Regions from separate parts of the Homo sapiens genome. Here region 1 is linked to region 2. A link is an interaction called in ENCODE POLR2A ChIA-PET data of the cell type or tissue named here. Cell type or tissue: HepG2. All regions are shown on one strand. Each heading gives the region's core, and the rest is flanking DNA. Links, peaks and the distances in the headings are about the cores only.

Region 1 (2,917 bases), core at 144-2,643, 65 kb after region 2:
TCCTCTGAGTTCCACTTTCCTTCTGATTTGTTAGATTTGACCTCTGCATGTCATTTGTTATATGAGGCACTAAAAACTGATTGAAGGTTCCGTCTGTTTAGGTGGAGCTTTCAACTTGTGGGCTTCGTGGGAGGGCAATAAGGTGGCAAGCTAGCTCCTTCCTCGAGGGACACCCAGAAAGCATTTTCTGTGGGTGTTGTAGCTGGGATGCTCAGTCGTCCCAGAGAGGACCTCTGGCTACTGGTTGGAGGCCAAGTGAGGGAAGTGAACAGGGGCCTTTCTGTTCACCATGCAGATTTTCACTGGATCTTCCTGTTGTCAGTTCCATGTCTCTCCCCATCCTCAAGGTACAAACCTCCACATTTTAGCTAAAGTAAAGGGAAAGCAGTCCCCTGCATTTGCAGTGTTGGAAAGGGGATCTGAGAGCCCAGCTCCCCTTACGTATCTTTTCATCTATTTTCAGCCCATCTCTCATTCCCAAACTCAGCAGTATCTGGTGTCTCCAAATTTTGAGCTTCTCTGAAAAGCTAAGAGTACAAATCTGTTTGCTCATGGTTGACTTTTTTACCCATCCCTCCTGCATCAGTTATCTGCTGCTACACAATAAATTTCCCCAAAACCTGATGGCTTAAACACCTTCTATTTTACAGTTGCTTGACTCTGACTCATGGTTTCTATAGGTCAGGAGATTGGACACAGCTTATCCAAGTCCTCTGACTCCTGGTCTCTCACAGGCTGTAATCTAACATATCTGCTGGGATGCAGTCTCGTTTCAAAGATCAACGGGGGAAGAAACCACTTCCAACCTTGCACACATGGCTGTTGGCAGGATTCAGTTCCTCATGAGCTACCTGATTCAGAACCTCAGTTGCTCAGTAGCTAGAGGCCACCCTCAGTTTCTCCCAGCCGGGGTTTCTCTTTAGGGCATCTCACAACATTGCAGCAAGGAAATAGGAGAGCTAGAGAGTACAGCACTGCGGGATGACCATAGTTAGCAATAACATCTGAAATCGTTTCAAATAGCTAGAAGGAATATATTGATATTCCCAAAACAAAGAAATAATACATGTTTGAGATGGATATGCTAATTACCTGATCAGTTCACTACATATTGTAGGTATGGAAACATCACTATGTACCCCATGAACATAAAGTTATTATATGTCACTTAAAAATAACTATAAACCAAAAGACAAAGAGAGGGATACAGAAAGGCCACCCAAGATGAGAATCACAGTCTGTGAAATCTAATGTCTTCTATTTTCTTTGAACTTATAGGTTTGTGCTCTTGAAGATTTATTTACTGTCATTTTTAGTGAGCTTCCAGTAGGATCTGAGATATGTAAGTTTTCAATTAACCAAGGTAATGATGTTGACTGTTCATAGAATTACTTACGAAGCCATACAAACAAGTCTTTACAAACCTCTAAGATGGAAAGTGATTTGTAGAGAGAGGAAGATGGACACACTACATATCACCATCTATCACTGCTTTGGCCACTGTGGTCCACCAGCTGTTGTCATTTCACAGTGAAGATTTTTGTGTGTCCAGAGCAAAATGGGAACAATGAGGGGAAGAAATTTGATTTTTGTTTTTTTGTTTTGAAACAGGATCTTGATCTGTGGCCCAGGCTGGAGCGCACTGGGTGAAATGCAACATTCACTGCAGCGTCCACCTCCTGGGCTCAAGCGATCCTCCCACCTCAGCCCCCTGAATAGCTGGATTACAGGCACGTGCCACCATGCCCAGCTAATTTTTGTATTTTTTGTAGAGAAGTGGTTTCACCATGTTGCCCAGGCTGGTCTCGAATTCCTGGGCTCAGGCAATCCACCCACCTTGGCATCACAAGGTGCTGGGACTACAGAGGTGAACCACCATACCCAGCCAAAAAAAAGTTTGTTTTTAAGTAAAGCTAAACATGTTCATGACCCTATATTCTGAAAATGTCTTTCCAAGTCTTTTGGTGTTAACAAATGTGTTTTTAAAAAAATGAACAGATGATTTTACATGGCAAGGATTTTTTATTTTTTAGTTTCTGTCAAAACAAAGTTGACAACCTTATGTTAGACCCTCTAATTTTTTAAAAATTACTCTGGTGTATAGGATACCAAAGTCTGGAAACTATTGTACTCAAGTATTGTAGCAGTGCTGTCAAACGGGTTTCACCTCCCTTGCCCACATCCCGGACCACTATGCCGAGTGGGATTCTGAGGCCCTGTGTGATCTTACAGGGAAGCCTGCTCACAAAAAAATGCCCTAAGGATACCAGAGAGAGAATGTGGTGGCTGGGACAAACACCCACTCACTGCAGAAAACAACTCATTGTAAGGACCACAGAGATGGCATCGAAGACAGAAGCGATCATCTTATTATAAAGTAGATGCTGCTTATTGCAAAAATGTGGAACCAGCCCAAATGCCCAATCCACAAGTGGATAAAGAAACTGTGGTGTGTGTGTATATGTATGTGTATGTGTGTGTGTGTGTGTATTTTAGTTTCTGTCAAACAAAGTTGACAACCTTCTGTTAAACCCTCTAATTTTTAAAAAATTACTCTGGTGTATAAGATACCAAAGTCTGGAAACTATTGTACTAAAGTATTGGAGCAGTGCTGTCAAATGGGTTTCTCCTCCCTTGCTCACATCCCGGACCACTGTGCCGAGTGGCATACATATATATGATGGAATACTACTCAGCCATAAAAAGAAATGAATTAATGGCATTCACAGCAACCTGGATGGAATTGGAGACTTATTCTAAGTGAAGTAACTCAGGAATGAAAAACTAAACATTGTATGTTCTCACTTATAAGTGGGAGCTAAGCTATGAGGATGCAAAGGCATAACAATGATACAATGGGCCGAGCACAGTGACTCACACCTGTAATCCCAGCACTTTGGGAGGCTGCGGCAGGTGG
Region 2 (2,917 bases), core at 244-2,743:
CACAAACACCAAGAACTTCCCAAGAAGCTGAGGATGAGGACGAGGCATGGAACAAATTTTCCCTCTGAGCTCCACAAAACAAACTAATGCTGTTGACATCTTGGTTTTGGACTTCTGGCTTCCTGAACTGTAAGAGAATAAATTTATGTGGTTTTAAGCTACCCAGTTTTTGATATTTAATTACTGCAGCTCTGGGAAACTAATACAGGCACTGCAGATGCAACCGAGAGCAAATCAGACTCTGCTTCAACCTTCAGGAGACTCCAGTCTTCCTGGAAGACAGACAGGGATGAGGCAGGTATAATTCAAAGTGATGAGTTCTGGAAAAGACAGAGCTCAGGGCCATCTGGAGGGCACAGGAGGACGACCTAGCATGGAGGTATCATGGAAGGCTTCCAGGAGGAAGTGAGATTTATGCTGAAGCCTAAAGATGATTGGAGTTGGCTAGGCAAAGGATGGGAGGGAACAGTGCTCAAGGCAGAGGGACTAGCCAAGGAGAGGGTTAAGAGGAGAGAGAGAAAATGCAGCCTTTGAGGAGATTAGAGAAACTCTAGCTGCTAGGAGTGGAAAAGAGGGATGAAGCTAAGAGAGATTTTCCAACTAGTCCATTTGAGCTGCTATAACAAAATACCTCAGACTGAGTAGCTTATAAAGAAAAAGAATTTATTTATTTTTGAGACTGAGTCTCACTCTGTTGCCCAGGCTGGAGTGCAGTGGCATGATCTCAGCTCACTGCAACCTCTGCCTCCCAGGTTCAGGCAATTCTCCTGCCTCAGCCTCCCAAGTAGCTGGGACCACAGGCATGAGCCATAACGCCTGGCTAATTTTTGTATTTTTAGTAGAGACGGGGTTTTACCATGTTGGCCAGGCTGGTCTCGAACTCTTGACCTCAGCTGATCCACCCACCTTGGCCTCCCAAAGTGCAAGGATTACAGGCATGAGCCGCCATACCTGGCTAAAAGAATTTACTTCTCACAGTTCTGGAGTCTGGGAAGTCCAAGATGAGGGCAGATTTGGTGTCTGGTGAGGACCGCTTTCTGGCTTGTGGATGGCGCCTTCTCACTGTGTCCTCACGTGGTGGAAGGAACAAGGCACCTCCTGGGAATCCATTTTTCATAGGCACTTATCCCTTTCAAGAAGGCTCTACCTCCATGACTGAATCACCTCCCAAAAGCTTCACCTCCTAATACCATCACCTTGAGGGTAAGGATTTCAACATAGAAATTAGGGATGGGGCGCAAACATTCAGAGCATAGCAGTGAGGGTGGGTGGGTGCCCAGCTGGGGAGGACCCTGTAAGGAGTCCTCAGGGCTAAGGAGCTTGGGTTTATCCTACGAGTAGAGAGAAGCCACCAAGGAGGTGAGCGATGTAGCCGGGGCTGTGGTTAGAGGTTATTCTGACAGTGGTATTGTGTTAATTGCAACACTGCTAAGTGAGGCTGGGGTGCCTGAGGGTGAAGTAAACACCATGTAGGATTCTGCCTATTAAGGGCTCAGGGCTTCAAAGCCCCATTCCTATCATCCTTCACTCCTAAAATGTGGAAAGTTCTGTAAAAGGACTTCCTGTGCTCCCAAGCTGTGCATATGGCCTATGAGTTATCTCCCAGGCAGCACAGCCACCCAGGCGGAATGATGTCATCTCCACCACCGAGCCCGCGTGCCCGGCGCTGAGTTGGTGTTCAGCAAACACTCCTTGAGTAAATACTCTGTATGTGAGTCCGATGGGAGCATCTTTAGTTAGGACTTACTGGGACGTGATCCGGTTTGGTGATCTGCCCTCAAGCTGGACCAAGGGTGTCTGCAGCTCCACTAAGGCTATTGCCGAGTGTTTGCCAAATTTGCCTGCCTGGTACAAGTGCTGGACCTGCATCAAAGTTCAGTCGCTGCTTCTTAGAACATATTGTAGTCTTGCACACTGGTTTTTTTTTTTTTTTTTTTTTAAGACGGAGTCTCACCCTGTCACCCAGACTGGAGTGTGGTGGCATGATCTCGGCTCACTGCAACCTCCACCTCCCAGGGTTCAAATGATTCTCCTGCCTCAGCCTCCCGCGTAGCTGGGATTACAGGCACCTGCCATCATACCCATACTGAATATGTATGAATCAATGGCTGGGATTTGGTAATCATACCCAGCTAATTTTTATATTTTTAGTAGAGATGGGGTTTCACCATGTTGGCCAGGCTGGTCTCAAACTCCTGACCTCATGATCCACCTGCCTCAGCCTCCCAAAGTGCTGGGATTACAGACGTGAGCCACCACAACTGGCCTGCACACTCTTTAATGAGCTTGAAGACAAGTTCAAAATGGCATTCTGTCTGTAATAGCAGAGCTGAGACTGGTATGGAGTAATGCAAAGTAAAGTCATGGCCGGAATAGGGCAAGGGCACAAGAGCAAGCATTTATTGAGCACCTACTGTATGCACAGTATATCAAAGTGCTTTGCAGATGCCTTCCTTGTCTAATCCACCCAACAGGCCTGCAATGCAGGTGTTCTCATCATGCCCAATTTACAGAAAAGCAGGGTGGCTGCAAGGAGGCGACATGCTGAAGGTCCCACAGCTTGTGAGCAGTAGAGCTGTGCTGAAAGTTCAGGCTCTTCTTTCTCCCTTCTGAGTTTCAAACCCGAGGGCAGGCAAGGGAGGATCAAGGAGAAGAGATAAATCAGGCAGAGGTTTGGCCTCCATTTACTTTGGGAGGCTAGTGGAGGGAAGGGCGCCTTCACTCCCACATATCACTGGGACATGAGCACCATCCCGCTGTCTACCCTGGCAGGGGTACAGGCTCCACACTCAGTGGGAAAACAAATCCCAGCCATTGATTCATACATATTCAGTCCTCTTTAAGGGATAGCCATGTCTGGGTTGGCAAAGCAGGAAACAGATCGACTCTTGAAGCTGAGTCTAATGCTTTAGACAAT

The links. ChIA-PET counts read pairs that join two places held together with the same protein. Peaks named below come from ENCODE experiments on the same cell type or tissue, not always from the same donor. Only the 100,000 strongest peaks of a DNase experiment are listed, where the experiment ranks them.
Region 1: POLR2A ChIA-PET joins it to region 2 with 6 read pairs; 3 of 35 experiments call an interaction of 5 or more read pairs at or near these places.

The regions. Positions count from the first base shown.
Region 1 is chr12:115,903,852-115,906,768 of GRCh38, forward strand. No RefSeq gene overlaps it. Among named protein-coding and RNA genes, the nearest start is that of LINC02463, 19 kb to the left of the region's middle. In HepG2, for the core only: no CTCF peak of the experiment used is centred there; no DNase peak of the experiment used is centred there.
Region 2 is chr12:115,838,727-115,841,643 of GRCh38, forward strand. All of the region lies in intron 2 of LINC02463 (long intergenic non-protein coding RNA 2463), which reads right to left. Among named protein-coding and RNA genes, the nearest start is that of LINC02463, 46 kb to the right of the region's middle. In HepG2, for the core only: no CTCF peak of the experiment used is centred there; a DNase peak (open chromatin) is centred at 1,665.